2 separate regions of the Homo sapiens genome follow, and region 2 is linked to region 1. Evidence: read pairs that join two places in POLR2A ChIA-PET (ENCODE). Cell type or tissue: Panc1. All regions are shown on one strand. Each heading gives the region's core, and the rest is flanking DNA. Links, peaks and the distances in the headings are about the cores only. Region 1 overlaps SDK1-AS1 (SDK1 antisense RNA 1). Region 2 holds the start of LOC124901574 (a long non-coding RNA gene).

Region 1 (8,333 bases), core at 101-8,100:
TGTTTTTGCATTGTGCAAAAGGACAGCACTAATTATCCAGGTAACTCAGGGCCTCCTGAAGCTCAGAAAACATTCCTGGAAAGAACACAATGAATAGTCACCTCTGCGAGAGGGGAATGCAGAGAGCTGCGATGCTGACTGGGAGAAAAGAGGAAATGCTGCTTGCCTTAGTGAAGCCGATTCAATCTCTGTGCAAGGGAGATACTGAGCTTATTTCAACAAAGAAGCAAAAATGAGATTGAGTTCATTCCCCATTCTGTGTAACCCAAACTGCATTCAAGGATAGTGTCTATTTGCTTGTAATTCCTCTTTGACTTGAGAAGGAAGAATCATGACTCTGGAGAAAGGAAGAATGGAAGAGAAGCAAGGTGCTGATTAGATGCTGGCTGAATTATGGAGAGTCTGTCCAGAAGAGGGGGGAGTTGGTGTACTTGAAGATTCAGCCAAGGAGAACAGTGGAAACCAATAAATTATTTTTGGCTTCTGAGAATAAGGACCTGTTGGTGGAAAAGGTTGGGAATGGAGTACCTGGGAAGGGAGGGAAGGGAGTGTTGTCCGATTTCGATGCAATGCCAGCATCTCTAAACTTGTAAGAGACAGCAGGCACAGTGGCCAGGACTCAGTTCCTCTGTCTGCAGCTCCCTGGGGCCACACAATGCAGTCCAGCTTTTGCCTTTGCCACCTGGAGTTAGGAGAGAAAAGCTTCGTGTTAAAACTTGAGGCACTCGAACGTTTATCAAATCTGAGATCTGCAAGTGTGTGCCTGCACCAGGGATTAGCAAACAACAAAATGCCATTAAAAGCTAAAAACAACAACAACAACTCTCTTTGCAGCATGTAGGTGCCTTTGCAAAGTTCTCTCTAAGCCAAAGTTCGTGGACTTCCAATCTTGTCAAAATCACTACTAATTAATACCTTTTCACTTCCCACTGAAAGAAAAACAATTCACCATTAAGTCAGGCAGCCTACCCATAATCACTCTAACACCTTCTATGTATGTTTTGAAACGTGCTCTCACATTTCATGATCCGTTTATTTTACAAGATGGGTAAACTGCAGACAATTATGGTGATAATACGGCTGAGGTGTTTGGTTTTTATCTGTTCGCAGTAAATTGTGGTTGTTCAAGCCTTCTCAGTAATGATTTCCATCCCTCTCTCAATCTCTTCCTATCACCTGGCGATAAATAGAATGTTTTTAAAAAAGAATGTTAGTTTACTATCATCATTATCACCTATTCAACTAGCAATATAATTAAATAATTTCTTGGTAGGTATGACTCAATTAAATTAATTACACTAACAGATATTCCATGGTACACGCCTCTAAAAATATAAAGCGTATTCACTGTTGTGTGTCATTTTTCTCTGTATAGGCAGGAAGAGCTATCTGGATAATTGAGCAGGCAATTTTGCTTTTGAAAGATGCTATCAAAGTACGCAAGGATTTAATTTCAGATTTTTTATTAGAAGACAGTGCCTTCTGCATGTAATTCTCCGCGGCTGATGCATTTCAGAGGTTCATGAGCAGCGGACACGAAGATAAAAACTGAAAGCCAGGGCTATGGGAATAGCTGGACCATCAGTGGAGTCTTGGCATCTTAGACCTGGTCTCTTGACTGCCTGTTCCTTCTGAAATGTCCTTAGGCCACTTTGGCCAGAGGCATTCTCGGACTTATGAAAAGGGGAACCTGTAGGCTGTTTGTTGAGGTCTAAAAGGATTAAGATTTGAAGGTGACACCCCTGTTGGGATAATCTCCCTCAAAACTCTTCTCTAAACAACTGAAGATAATATCCTTATACCTTTTGCCTGTGGTTCTCTCCAGGGGATGGTCTCAAAGTGTTCTTGAAAATGTGTTTGAAGAAAATAGGCAATGTATTAGTGTGATTTAAAGATTCCCTCCCAAAATTTTCACTTCCACGGGGCTCAGCGGGAAAATAGGGTAATGTAGAGTGAGCCTCTCTCCCTGGTGACATAGGTGGCCTCCTATTAATTAGGTTAGGGAAATGCAGAACTAACTTGCCATTTGGAGAAAGTCACATGAAATAGACTTCTTTTTTTCCGCCTCCAGAATTTTGAATTCATTGAACATGGCCACAGCAAGAGTCATTCTTTACAATCCTCTGACATTTGAAAGTAAGAAGCTTTAGACTTTATTCTAACGCTCTTTTACCTTCTTCCCGGTCCCTGACAACTGTCACACCAGGTCCACAGAGACAGCCACAACTCTAAAAGGGTCAGTTATATGGTAATAATGACAGCTAAGCTCCGCCAGTAGCACTCTAAATTTTGCAAAGTGGCTTTGCAAATATTAGCTCATTTGTTTATGAACCCAAGATCCCTAGCACTTAGCAGGGGTGGTGGTGGGGGTGTGAGTGGGAAGTGTGTTGGATTTCATTTATCTTTTAAAATCCTAACTGGGCTCAGTGTGGTGGCTCATGCCTGTAATCCCAATGCTTTGGGAGGTGGAGGTGGGAACATCACTTGAGGTCAGGAGTTCGAGACCAGCCTGGCCAATATGGTGAAACCCTGTGTCTACTACAAATACAAAAATTAGCCAAGTGTGATGGCACACCCTTGTAATCCCAGCTACTCAGGAGGCAGAGGCACGACAATTGCTTGAACCTGGGAGGCAGAGGCTGCAGTGAGCCAAGACTGGACCCCTCCACTCCAGCCTGGGCAACATAGCAAGACTCTGTCTCTACAAAATATAAAATTAGCCAAGCATCGAGGGGGTCTTAGCATCTTAGACCTGGGATTAGTGGTGCACGCCCATAGTCCCAGCTACTTGGGAGGCTGAGACAGGAGGATTGCTTGAATTCAGGAGTTCAAGGCTGCATTGAGCTATGATCTCACCACTGAACTCAAGCCTGGGCAACACAGTGAGACCCTGTCTCAAAAAAAAAAAAAACTAATAAATAAAAAATAAAAATAGGGCTGGGCTCAGTGGCTCATGTCTATAATCTTACCACTTTGGGAGGCCACAACAGGAGGATTGCTTGAGCCCAGGAGTTCAAGACCAGCCTGGGCAACATGGTGAGATCTTGTCTCTACTAAAAATAAAAAATGAGCCAGGTGTGATGGTGCACACCTGTGGTCCCAGCTACTTCGGAGGCTGAGGTGGGAGGATTGCTTGACCGCAGGAAGTCAAAGCTGCAGTGAGCCATGTCACACCACTGCACTCCAGCCTGGATGACAGCACAAAACCCCGTCTCAAAAAAAAAAAAAAAAAAAAAAAAAAAAAATATATATATATATATATATATATATATGGCCAGGCACAGTGGCTCACACGTGTAATCCCGGCACTTTGGGTGACTGAGGCAGGCTTATGACTTGAGGTCAGGAGCTTGAGACCAGCCTGGCCAACATGGTGAAACCCCGTATCTACTGAAAATACAAAAATTAGCCTGGCATGATAGTATATGCCTGTAATCCCAGCTACTCAGGAGGCTGAGGCAGGAGAATCGCTTGAACCTGAGGGGCAGAGGTTGCAGTGAGCCAAGATTGCACCACTGCACTCCAGCCTGGGTGACAGAGCAAGACTCCATCTCAACAAAATAAAATAAAATTAACGAATTTAATTAAATAAATAACTAATTTAAAAACAAGATCAACCATAATAGGAATCAAAGCAAAGGGAAATCTACCCATTCTTCTTTGTAGAATGTTCTCTGCCTGTCTCTCTCTCTCTGCATTAATTTCAAATCTGTATTGAGTTCCACGGGCTCTGGACAGATTTTATTTGGGTGCTATGCTTTGGGGCCAATGTGCTCTCTGTAGTGGTGCTGAAGGTCTGTTGCAGGTAACCACGTCCTGCCTCTTTTGCGATCACCCACTCTGAAATGTGATCTAGCTCCCTTCTTCTCCCATCCTTATTACTGATGGAACAGATTTATCACTGTGAGGCCAGCACAGCTGTTTCGTGACTCACGGGAATATCATATTTAGCATGTGTTCCCTAGTGAATGTATTTATTTAGATGACACATAATATTGTTGAAAAGCCAAGTCTGCATTGCTCTTAAACCCAGCCTTATGGATGAACGCGGAGGAGTGCAAAAGGCAGAATGAGCTCATTTGGGAGAGGCAGCTGGTCAGAGAGTCCTTTTGGGTCATTCATGCAATGAGCTCACACTAGAAATCTAAACAACAGGGAAATCGACCCTGGGTGCTGAACTACAGGGCACAAGAATAGGAAGCAGCCTTATAAAGCAGCTCATCCTAAGCATTTGTGGCTCACAAACATTGCCACTAAGCATGGGGGACCGTTGATGGCACACCAGCCTTCTAAAGAGAAAACCACAGTCATCTACCACTTGAGTTGATAGAGTAGCATCTTGGGAATTGATAGCAGCATTATGGCTTTTATCCTCTCTTGAGGTCATCCTCTGGAAGGTAACAAGGCCATTAGCACTGAACAAGCCAGATGGCCCACTTAGCTGACAGCGGGCTCCCCTCTTAACGCCCTACCCCCCACCCCCAATTCATCTTCCCAGTCTTGGTGTTGCTGTGCCTCACTGAGCGAGGGCTCAGAACATCTCCCCAAACACAGGGTATTGGAGGGAAGGTGTGCTAATGAAGTTAATGTGTGAAAACATGAGCAACCTTCCGGCTGGGCGTGATGGCTCACGCCTGTAATCCCAGCACTTTGGGAGGCCGAGGCAGGCAGATCACTTGAAAGTCAGGGGTTCGAGACCAGCCTGGCCAACATGGTGAAACCCGTGTGTCTACTAAAAATATAAAAATTAGCCGGGCGTGGTGGCACATGCCTGTGATCCCAGCTACTCGGGAGGCTGAGGTGAGAGAATTGCTGGAACCTGGAAGGCGGAGGTTGCAGCGAGCCGAGATTGTGCCATTGCACTTCAGCCTGGACGACAGAGCAGCACTCCGTTTCAAAAAAGAAAAGAGCCACCTTCCCATTATGTTTTTAATATCCTTCTTGGTGATGTCTGGAGCCCGTGACTCTGCCGAGACAGCGTGCTCAGGGCCAGTCTCCAAGAGCTCCCATTTTCTTAAACACATCGCCTTGAACTTACTCACATTTGATCTCATCTCCCTCCTTCCTTCCCACTGATACAGAGTCTTCAGATCTTTCTGTTTTCCTGTCATCCTTTGCCCAACCCTCATCCTTTCATCTGCAAACCCAGAGCTTTCTCTGCTCCCCCCAGTCCCACCTCTTCCAGCTCTTGTAAAAGAATATTAAATAAAACCAGGGCTGGCACTGATCTTTCAGAAATCTTACTCTTGACACATCCCTATCAAAAAAAGTCTCTGTCCCTTCATCCCTGGCATTTATTTTTTGCTCTTTAGTATTCTCTGATTGTGTCACTGTAGCTCCCATTTCAATCAATTGGTAGTTCAATTATCTCCAAATTCCTCGAAGTCATGAAAGTTCAAGTAGGTATTTTTCAAACTTTTTTGCAGCAGTGAAACCCTGTTACCCTGCTGTTGTGCTACCACTAGACATCCAGAAGAGTGTGAATTTGTAGATTAAGACCAGAAAAAGTACTCGAGCATCTTGTAGCTGATTGTGAATATCAGCCCAGGGAATGTGCAACACAGAAAACAGCCCTTTCAGGCTGGGCATGCTGTTGCACACCTGTAGTCCCAGCTACTTGGGAATCTGAGGTGGGAGGATCACTTGAGCCCAAGAGGTCGAGGCTAGAGTGAGCCATGATTGTGCCACTGCACTCCAGCCTGGGCCACAGAGTGAGACCCTGAAAGAAAGAAAGAAAGAGAGAGAGAGAGAGAGAAGGAAGGAAGGAAGGAAGGAAGGAAGGAACGAAGGAAGGAACGAAGGAAGGAAAGAAGACAAAAAAGGAAAGAAAAGAAAAAAAAAGGAAAGAAAAGAAAAGAAAAAAAAAAAAAGCCCCTTCCTCCTCAGGTCGTCTTTGAGGCTTTGCAGAAATGGCCTCAGATATAGGATATAGAGGACCCTATCTTCCCCAGGCTGCCCTTCATCTTCCCTTTTCTACCCACTCCCAAACCAGGGTCTTGACCACCAACTTCTGATTTCCTGCACAGTCAAAGTCAGGGAAACTGACTTTTTCCTGACAAAGTCAGGAAACCATATATATATATACATTTTGTATTTTTTGAGATGGGGTTTTGTGCTGTCACCCAGTGATCATGGTTCACTACAGCTTTGACCTCCTGGGCTCAAGCAATCCTCCCACCTCAGCCTTTCTTTGTTCTATTCTGGAGAGCAAGGGAGATTGCCACAAATTTCTGTGGGTGTAGTGGTAGTGATGGTGGTGGTGATGGTGATATTGTGGTGGTGGTGGTGATGATGATGGTGAAGATGATGATGGTTAAGATAATGATGGCAATGATGTTGGTGGTGATGATGATAATGAAGATGATGATGGTGATGATGATGGTGGTGATAAGGATAGTGGTGGTGAGGATGATGATATTCATGATGATGATATTTGTGTTGGTGGTGATGATGATGATGGTAAAGATAATGATGGCAATGATGTTGGTGATGATAATGAAGATGATGATGGTGATGATGATGTGGAGATAATGATGGTGGTGGTGAGGATGATGATGTTCATGATGATCATACTGATGGTGGTGGTAATGATGATGATAGTGGTGGTGAGGAAGATAATGAAGATGATTATGATGGTGGTGATAATGATGATGATGATAATGGTGGTGGTGATGATGGTAGTGGTTGTGGCGACAATAAAATAGTGATGATGGTTGTGATCATAATGGTAAAGATGATGGTGATAATGATGATGGTGGTGGTAATGATAATGATGATGATGATGCTGGTGTATGTATTAGACAGGGTTCTCTATAGGGACAGAACTAATAGAATATATATATATGGGAGTATATAAGTACTCTTTAATATATATATTAAGGAGTATTGACTCACACAATCACAAGGTCCCACAATAGGCTGTCTGCAAGCTGAGGAGCAAGGAAGCCAGGCTGAGTCTCAAAGCTAAAGAACTTGGAGTCTGATGTTCAAAGGCAGGAAGCATCCTGCATGGGAGAAAGATTTAGGCTAGGAGGCTAAGCCAGTCTAGTCTTTTGACATTTTTTCTGCCTTTTATTCTGGCCTTGCTGGCAGCTGATTAGATTGGGCCCACCCAGATTGAGGGTGTATCTGCCTTTCCCAGTCCACTGACTCAACATCCTCACAGACACACCCAGGAACAATACTTTGCATCCTTCAATCCAATCAAGTTGACTCTCAATATTATCTATCACGGTGGTGATAATGATGAAGATGATAAAGGTGGTGGTGGTGATGAAGATGATGGTAGTAGTGGTAGTGATGATGATGGTTGGGGTGATGATGAAGATGATAGTGATGGTGAAGATCATGGTGGTAGTGCTGGTGATAGTGGTTGTGGTGATGATGGTGATGATAATGAAGATGATGATGATGGTGATAATGATGGTGATGATGATGATAATCATGGTGGTGATGATGGTGGTGGTGGTGGTGGTGGTGAAGATGATGGTGGCCGTGCTGGTAATGGTGGTGGTGATGATGTAGTTGTGATAATGATGATGACAGCAGCAGTTAACAGTGTAAGGCATCATTTGTAGTGGTTTGCATGTATTAGCTCAGGAAGTCCTTATCAGCCAAGTATTATTAGGATGATCTACCCCATTCTACAGATGAAGAAACTGAGCCATAGAACCATTAAATAACTCCCTTAAGATGACACAGCTAGTAAAGGCGGAACTAGGACTTAGACCCAGGCAGTCTAGCTCTAAAGCCCACACTCCCAGCCACTCACTAATGGTGCAAGTGGTTTAGAGTCTTTGGGGTGGTAAATCTAGAAGCAAATGAACTTGTATTGCATTTAAGTAGAACCATCATTAATTATGTTAAATGACCTCCACAAGCAGTAAGGATGGAATGGAAGGTGAGGGGACAGAGAATCCCACCATGATATACTTTTTCACAAAAGGAATCTTTTTTTTTTTTTTTTTTTGAGATGGTTTCTCACTCTGTCACCCAGGCTGGAGTGCAGTGGCGCGATCTCGGCTCACTGCAACCTCTGCCTCCCGAGTTCAAGCAATTCTCCTGCCTTAGCCTCCTGAGTAGCTTGGATTACAGGTGCACGCCACCATGCCCGGCTAATTTTTTTGTGTATTTTCAGTAGAGATTGGGTTTCACCATGCTGGCCAGGCTGGTCTCGAACTACTGACCTCGAGTGATCCACCCGCCTCAGCCTCCCAAAGTGCTGGGATGTCAGGTGTGAGCCACCGTGCCTGGCCGAAATCTTATGAAGAAAATAATTACAAGTAGAACTGTTTGAGGGGAAACAGGTAAGGGGGCTGGACCCTTGTTTCCTG
Region 2 (8,333 bases), core at 207-8,206, 71 kb before region 1:
TGATATTTGGGGAGGAAGAAAGCTGAGATTATCAGCACATCCAGGTCTGTGCTTCCCAATATTCCCGATGCTTCTTTGTCTACTGACTCCTCCCTGGTCATGAATAATTAAAACTCTGGCCATGCTCAAATGGCCTAATGCAACCACTACAAGAAAACATTGGGGAAAATATCTTACAGGCTCCAGAAACACCACACCCAAGGAAGATATTTGCAAGAGCAGATGGTAACAGACACAGGTTGCCTCTTCAGCCTCATCCTGGCTTAGGGCAGCCATGGCCACACGGTTCCCATCTGCGTCTGGCCCACTGAGGTGAGAGGAGGTTAGCTCGCTAGGCCTGGGCCCATTCATCTCACTCAGGACCCTAATGCTGGAGCACATTTGTGAGCCAATCAGTCCTTGGGCCTTTTTTCCTTTGAATCTCTACTTTGTTAACATTCAGCTCTCATATTTCCTGGTGACACACGAGGTCATATGTATGGCAAAGCATCCTCTGAAATCATATCGTGCTGTATTGATATTAAGCTAAAGATATACTGATCTCGGGTTGGTTATCTGTTCTTAATTCAGATGGGAAGAACAAGACCCGAAGTGGAGATAGTTCAATCCCCTACCCCCAATTTCCCAGCCGCACCGCTTAGGTACCCCCAAGTGGCATCATGTGACCACTTCTGGCTATCACGTGGTGAACCCCAAAACTTGGGTTCACCCTGAGATGCCACATGGGTTCTTGGCTTCATGCAGGAAGGAATTTAAGAGTGAGCTGACAGAGTAAAGTGAAAGCAAATTTATTAAGAAAGCAAAGGAATAAAAGGGTGGTTGCTCCATAGGCAAAGCAGTGGCATGGGCTGCTTGACTGAGTATACTGTCAGTTCTTTGTTGCTCATATGCTAAACAAGGGGTGGATTATTCATGAGTTTTTTGGGAAAGGGGTGGGAAGTTTCCCAAACTGAAGGTTCCTCCCCTTTCTAGACCGTATAACATAATTTCTGAATGTTGCCATGGTGTTTATAAGCTGACATGGTGCTGGTGGGAGTGTTTTTTCCCAAGCTAATGCATTATAATTAGTGTATAATGAGCAGTGAGGATGACCAGAGGTCGCTTTCCTCACCATCTTCGTTTTGGTGGGTTTTGGCTGGCTTCTTGACCACATTCTGTTTTATCAGGGGGGTCTTTGTGAGTTGTACCTTGCAAAACCAGTCCTGCCTATTCTTGTCTCATTTATTCAAGATGGAGTCACTCTGGTTGGAAAGCCTCTGACATGGCCACTGAGTAGGTAGCAGACGTGGTAGGTGCCACCTCTGGGTGGAAGTATTTTAGAGCTGGTGCAAGATGTCCCTGGTCTGTGTTCCCTGCCACGACAATTGTGGGGGCCACAGGTTGAGGTGTTAGCATTGCGAGAAACTGAGAACCAGAGAGACCGATACGGAGAACGGGAGGATTGTTTATTTTAGGTACGCACTGGCTCAGTGGATTCGCATCCAAAAAGCTGAGCATTGAACAACGACTGAGTGGGGTTTTTATAAGCAGACTTACAAAAGTAAAACAAAAGCAGTTAATCATATAGTGTATAATTTGTGGCCTTGTAGCTGCGTCAAAAGAAAAACAAGAACTGGCTAAATACAGACATTTGTAAAACATAATCACGTTTAAGAAGCCTGGGAAAGGAGTAACAGTAAAGTAATTTATCTTTTTCTCTTTTTTTTTCCTTCAACATTGCTCTGGGGGAGAGGGGTGTCTGAAGCCCATTCCTTTGGCCTTGGCTGCTCGTACAGCATTATCTTATAACTGTCCTTGAAGTGTGCTTGCTAGGCAGAGGAAAACTTCTTTTTTTCTTGTGAACCCTTGCCTGTTACTTTTCTTGGAGTGAATGAATGCATATTTATTTTTAAATTTCTGCCTCATTAGAGCCACCTATGAAAGCAGACTGGATCGCTGAGTCACTCAGTGGAAGCCTGTTTCAAAACACAGTGTATCAGTAGAAATTTTGAGGTATAGTGAAGCCAACAGATCAGGAGATGATTGCTATTGAAAAAGTAGTTTGTTACTCACAGTTCCCAGGAGGAGGGGACACCGCCTGCCACGCCACACAGAGCCACACGGGGAAGCACCAAGGTCAGTTAGGAGGTGGAGGGAAAAGAAGGCTTTGTTTGGTTTGGGTGGGTTGTTTGCATCTGAAAAGTGCTGTCATGGCAACTTGTATCTCTAGAAATTGGCTAACTCTAGGGGGTCAGCGAGGCCCCAGATGTCAGAGCATTGGAATGCAGGAAATAAAAGATGTGGTTAATACCAAGACAAGTGTTCCGGAGGGCTGCACAATCTGCACTGGACTTTGTGGGAGGGGAAATTAAACTTTGTTCTGTGAAGCATTCATACTTGGGGATTCATTTACCACCGGCAGTGTGCTACTGCAGGAACACAGGAGAAGCAGGGGCATGTGAAAAAACAGCAGTCTCAGCATAGGCATAGCATCTGCCACACTGACAAAGTTCGTTCATTTATTCATTCCAATATTCAGCCAGTGGTTGTTGAGCACCAGCTGTGTGTCAGGCCTGGGGCTGGGGACTGGATCACAGAGACCAGGCACTAACCCTGCTCCCACAGACCTCTTAGTCTCACGAGAAAGGTGACACATGTGAAAGGACAAGGATGGGCTGGACACAGTGGCTCATGCCTATAATCCCAGCACTTTGGGAGGCCGAAGTGGGAGGTGCTTGAGGCCAGGAGTTCGAGGCCAGCCTGGGCAACATTGCAAGACCCTGTCTCTACAAAAAAGAAAAAAATTACCTGGGCATGGTGGCATGCACCTGTAGTCCCAGCTGCTCTGGAGGCTGAGGAGGAAGGATCGCTTTAGCTGAGTTGGAGGCTGCAGCGAGCTGTGATCTACACTCCAGCCTGAGCGACAGAGTGAAAGCTTGACTCAAAAAAAAAAGAAGGAAGGACAAAGATGATAGAGTGTGAAGACTGCCATGCAGAGCTGGGTCTCCAGTGGGTGGGTAAACAGAGGAGGGAGTGAATCAGGGAGGACTTCTCACAGGAAGTGACACTTAGGGTAGGTGTTCATGGAGTTACATAAGAATTCCCTGTGCAGAGACAATGGGCACAGATGTTCTGGGATGTCTAGGAAGCACATGTATAAGGGCACGTCCAGGTCTGGCAGAGTTCAGTGGGGCTGGAGCAGAGGAGCACTGGGGTATGGTGAGACATGGCTGGAAAGCCAGCTGGGTTGACATCTGCAAAGGCTTTGGGTGCACTGACAAGGGCTGCAGGTGACTGACGGCCATGCAGGTGACATTAGGAGATTGGCAGTCACAGCCTTTCCTTCTTAAATTCCCCTCACCTCCTTCAGTGGCTGTCCTATCAGATGATTAGTGTTCATTTAACCCCTCTTGTTATAGTTGGGGAAGAACCCCATAAGCTCCTCTAATTTAAGGCAGGGATAGTAAATGCCATCCTCCCTTCCAGCACTCAGGGCAGACATCAGCAATCGATCGACATTCTTTGCATCAGAGGCCAGATTGAGCCTCAGAGGCCTTTTCAACACAGCTCTTCAGGCAACAAATATCCAAGGGCCCAAATTGGTGTGCAAGTCGATTTATATGTCATTTCTGTTTTAAGAGGTTAAGGACGTCGTGTTCTCTTTCTAGAAGTATTTTTACTTTAGAAAAAAGAAACTGCAGAGTGAGGACAAAATTTAGTCAAAGAAATTAATAGCTAATGGTAGAATTTTAGTCTGCAGAAGTTTTGGGAAAGGAAGTCTGTGCAAGTCTCTCAATCCTGTCTCCGTTGTCACAAAAAAATGTTTACGTTGTTTATTTTCCAAGGCAAGGTAAACACCATGGAGCAAGAGACAGTTGTTTCCATGGTAAGCTCCACCCACGATGTCTCCCTTTGTATCCCCCACAATGCCCACAATCGTTCAGGCAAAGAATAGGTGCTCACTAAATGTGTATTGATTGAATCTAAATTGCAATTTTATCCAACACCCTCAGGGAAGCCAACTGGAAACTAAACTCACCCCCATATATTGCTGAAACGCATTGATTACCAAGAAGCCAATGTATGACAGCCCCAACTTGTGAGACGCGTTTTTTCCAAAGCCACGTAAATCGCGATGTGTGCAGCCCGTTGCTCATTCTGTGTCATGCACCGTTGCCAGCCATTTGCTCTTCTCGTTAGCTCCGTGAGGGCAGGGGTCACCGTTTTCACTGCTCAGCCTCCTCCTGCTCGGCCCAGCCCAGGGAGACCCCTCAGTCCATACCTGTGAATGAATGAGTGACACTTACTAAGCACAGCGAGATGAATAATTCATCATTCCTATCCTTCTTCCCAACTTCCTGATCCAGGATGGCATAGACGTGTGGGAGGCGCACATGCTGGGAGGGGTTTGAGTCCCCTGCCCGAGGTTGCAGAGTGCCTGGGGACGGGGGTGGGGGCATGCTGGGGGCATTTGCAGAAAGGGCAGTAGGAGAGCAGTTTGGAGGGAGGTAAGGCAGGAAGCACTCAGTCCTGGGCTCAGGGACTGTGACGTGCTGCTGGAACCTGCCTGGGGAGCTCAGGAATGAGGGGAGATGGCAAATAAAGACCTGGCATGAGGCTGGGGGCAGGGACAGAAATCACCCTGGTGTCCGAGGAAGGAAAGTGGAACGCTAAAGAGGTGAGACGACCAGGGAAAGTGAAACAAGAGAGAAAGAAGGGATGTAGAATTGGATTATTGGGGTGGAAAGAGGAAGCCAGGTGGGGGAAGAGTCAGAGGAGGCTCAGGCAGAGGGCAGGAGGGGAATTGGGAGAGGACAGCGAGCCTTCGAAAAAATCCGGAGCTGGCACCTTCAACAGAAGCCATGGAGCAACCCAAGAGGAGCCTGGGAGACAGCAACTTGGTGGCTGCTGAAAGACAGTTTCAGCTAAGGGGCAGGAGTGAGAGCCAGCCAGCACTGCAGAAGGTGGGGGGAAAGGCAAGCAGCCTAGATGGTTCCTTCAAGAGGTTTGTCGATAAAAGGAGCAGTCAATAGGACCCAGGACAGTAAGTTCATTTGTTCTTTTAAACTTTTCTTCTCTCTGCTTCCTTCCTCCTTTCATTTCCTATCCTTTTTCCTTCCTTCCTTCCTTCCCTTTTTTCCTTCCTTCTCTTTTCTTTTTCCTTCCTTTTCTTCCCTTACCTTCCCCTTTTCCCCCCCTCCGCTCCCGCTTCTCCCCTCCCCCCTGAACCTTCAGGAACCCACACCAGCATGTGATCTCGACTCACTCTTTTTCCCCTGCCCTACTGAAAGCTGGCTGGGGACCTGGAGTGTTTGCAACGACGCAAGATGAGAAGCTGGGTCACTGAAACATTAACTCACAGACCAGGGTGGGTTGCAGCTGATCCAACAGGCTGGACAGCCGCATCAATGCTTCCTAGAAGAGGAGATGGGAGGAGAGAGTGAGCCCAGGAGCCTCTGCGTGGAGACCAAGGGGCCGAGGAGCACAGAAAGCCCCAGGGCTACGCATCTTGGGTCAAAAGTCGCTGAAAAGATATTGATATCTACTTTTCTTTCTTTTTTTTTTTTTTCACTGTCTTTTTCTGGTTTTAGTATCAGGGTAATATTAGCTTCATAAAATGTGGTGGTAAGTGTTCCTTCCCCTCCTATTTTCTGGGAGAGATTATGTAAAATTATTGGTCACTATAGAGATTATGACATACATACACAACTTACCACAAGCTACTGGTGTTGACACTGCCACTTTGAGTAAGTGTAGAAACCTTACTTCCATTTAGTTCTCTTTAGCTTCCCCACTTAAAAATATATGTGTCTTGAGTGTGTTCTTTACATATATTGAACATCACATAAGATGCTGTTACAATTTTTGCTTCAATCATCAAATATGATTTCAGATACTCATGAGAAGTATAGTCTGTTGTATTTATTTCTATTTATGTACTTCCCATAGTTTGTTTTTCTTTTCTGGAGCTCCAAGCATTCTTGAAACCAATGAGAAAAGTGGAAAAATCTCAGTCCAGAAATAGAAGGTATAATTTTTAAATAAAAGCTTCTGTTCAGATAACATTCTTTACCCAATCTTTAAAGATACATTTGCCAACAATAAATGCTCTTAGTTTTTCTTCATCCAAGAATGTTTTGCTTTCTCCTTCATTTCTGAAGGATGTTTTCACCAGATACAGTATTCACAGTTGACAGTTCTTTTTCTCAGTACTTGAAAGATGCTGAGCCACTTCCTCTGGCCTCCATCATTTCAGATGGGAAATCCACTATCATTGCAATTAATTTTTCCCATGTCATAAATGTGTTATTTCTTTCTGACTGCTTTCAATATGTTTTTGTCTTTAGTTTAACTATTTAATTATGATGTGGATTTCTTTACATCTAGCCTGCTTGGAATCCACTAAACTTCTTGAATCTGTAGGTTTATGTCTTTCTCCAAATTTGAGAAGTTTTTAACCACTACTTCTTTGAATACTTTTAGTCTCACTCTCTTCTCCTTTGGGACTCAGAAGGTATGGCTGTTAGCTCTTTTCTTATTGTCTCACAGGTCCCTGGGACTGTTATTTCTTCCGTCTATTTTTTTTTTTTTTTGAGACGGAGTCTCGCTCTGTCGCCCAGGTTGGACTGCAGCGGCGTGATCTCGGCTCACTGCAAGCTCCGTCTTCCGGGTTCATGCCATTCTCCTGCCTCAGCCTCCCGAGTAGCTGGGACTACAGGCGCCCGCCACCACGCCCGGCTAAATTTTTTGTATTTTTAGTAGAGGTGGGATTTCACTGTGTTAGCCAGGATCGTCTCAATCTCCTGACCTCGTGATCTGCCTGCCTCGGCCTCCGAAAGTGCTGGGATTACAGGCGTGAGCCACCGCGCCCGGCCTATTTTCTCTCTATTATTCTGACTGAGTGAATGCTATTGGTCTGTTCTTGACTTCACAGGTTCAATCTCTGTCATCTCTACTCTACTATCAAGCCCATCTAGTGACGTGTTTTATTTATCTTTTTCCTGGTTATTGTGTTTTTCAGTTCCTTAATTCCATTTGGTTCTTTTTTATAACCTTGATTTTTATTGAAATTTTCTATTTTTCGTTTGTTTCAAGAGAATTCATAACTACATTTGAAGCATTTTTGTAATGACTGCTTTTAAATTTGTGATAATCCCTCTGATTCATTTGCATTTTGGTGCCTGTTTGTTTTTTCATTCAAGTTGTAATTTTCCTTTTCCTTGACATGATAAATGATTGTCTGCTCTATCCTGGACATTTTAGGTATTATATTATGAGAGTCTGGATCCTATTCAACTTTTCTTTTTTGGCAGACTGTCTTCCTGTTAAGATGTAGCGTAACGGTTGTGTATTAGTCTGTTCTTGCACTGCTATAAAAAAAATACCTGAGACTGGGTAATCTATAAAGAAAAGATGTTTAATTGGTTCACAGTTCTATAGGCTGTACAGGAAGCATAGCAGCTTCTGCTTATGGGGAGGACTCAGGAAGCTTCCAGTAATGGTGGAAGGCAAACAGGGAGTGAGATGTCTCACATGGCCAGAGCAGGAGGCAATGAGAGGGGTGGAGGTGCCACATATTTTCAAACAACCCAATTTCACGAGAACTCACTATTGCAACGAGAACTCCAAGGGGGATGGTGTTAACCATTCATGGCAAACCACCCCCATGATCCCAGCACCTCTCACCAGGCCCCACCTCCAACACTGGAGATTACAATTCAACGTGAGATTTGGGTGGGGACACAAATCCAAACCATATCAGGTTGGATGAGTTGTATATTCAACCTCCCACTGGGCCCCACCAGTGCTATCGTGACAAAAGTGTAGCACTGATTTACCCTGCTTCATTGCAAATGGGTGGTTGGCAGTGAACTCCCATCTCTGCCTTGATGATACCTTCCCATTGAAAATGCATCATCGGCTTGCACTGTCTTATTGTATCCAAGCTACCCTGCTAGGCTCTGCTGACCCAGAGATGGGAGAACCAGAGAACTGGCTCCCACTGTTTTGTTGTGGCAGAGTGGGGCAGAAGCTCAGCTCTCCACTGGCCCCTGCTGGTAACAGGGTAAGAGAGAAGGGAACTCTTATGCTTCTTTGTTGTGTCATGTCCAGAGATTTTTTTTTTTTTAGTTGTAAGATGGTGGACTCAGGAGAAATGGGGCTACTCTATCTTGTCTAGAGTTAGAAGTTCAGCTTTCTATCTCCTCTGTTTCTTTACCTGTAAAATGGGAACAATACTACCTACTCTACCTACACTACAGAACAATTTTCAGAATTAATTAAGAAGTTCATGTGTATGAAAGTACACTGGGAAAATGTTATATCATGTTATGTTAGTAGACTGTTATTTCTGA

The links. ChIA-PET counts read pairs that join two places held together with the same protein. Peaks named below come from ENCODE experiments on the same cell type or tissue, not always from the same donor. Only the 100,000 strongest peaks of a DNase experiment are listed, where the experiment ranks them.
Region 2: POLR2A ChIA-PET joins it to region 1 with 5 read pairs; 3 of 35 experiments call an interaction of 5 or more read pairs at or near these places.

Annotation. Positions count from the first base shown.
Region 1 is chr7:3,264,108-3,272,440 of GRCh38, forward strand. It overlaps SDK1-AS1 (SDK1 antisense RNA 1), which reads right to left. Exons shown (of 3, transcript XR_001744897.3): 2 at 529-682. Among named protein-coding and RNA genes, the nearest start is that of SDK1, 33 kb to the right of the region's middle. In Panc1, for the core only: no CTCF peak of the experiment used is centred there; a DNase peak (open chromatin) is centred at 4,004; H3K4me3 peaks cover 931 bases; H3K27ac peaks cover 4,365 bases.
Region 2 is chr7:3,192,670-3,201,002 of GRCh38, forward strand. LOC124901574 (a long non-coding RNA gene) reads right to left here and starts at 5,635. Exons shown (of 2, transcript XR_007060192.1): 1 at 5,246-5,635; 2 at 1,425-4,261. RefSeq lists an enhancer at 2,133-2,813. In Panc1, for the core only: no CTCF peak of the experiment used is centred there; a DNase peak (open chromatin) is centred at 8,080; H3K4me3 peaks cover 410 bases.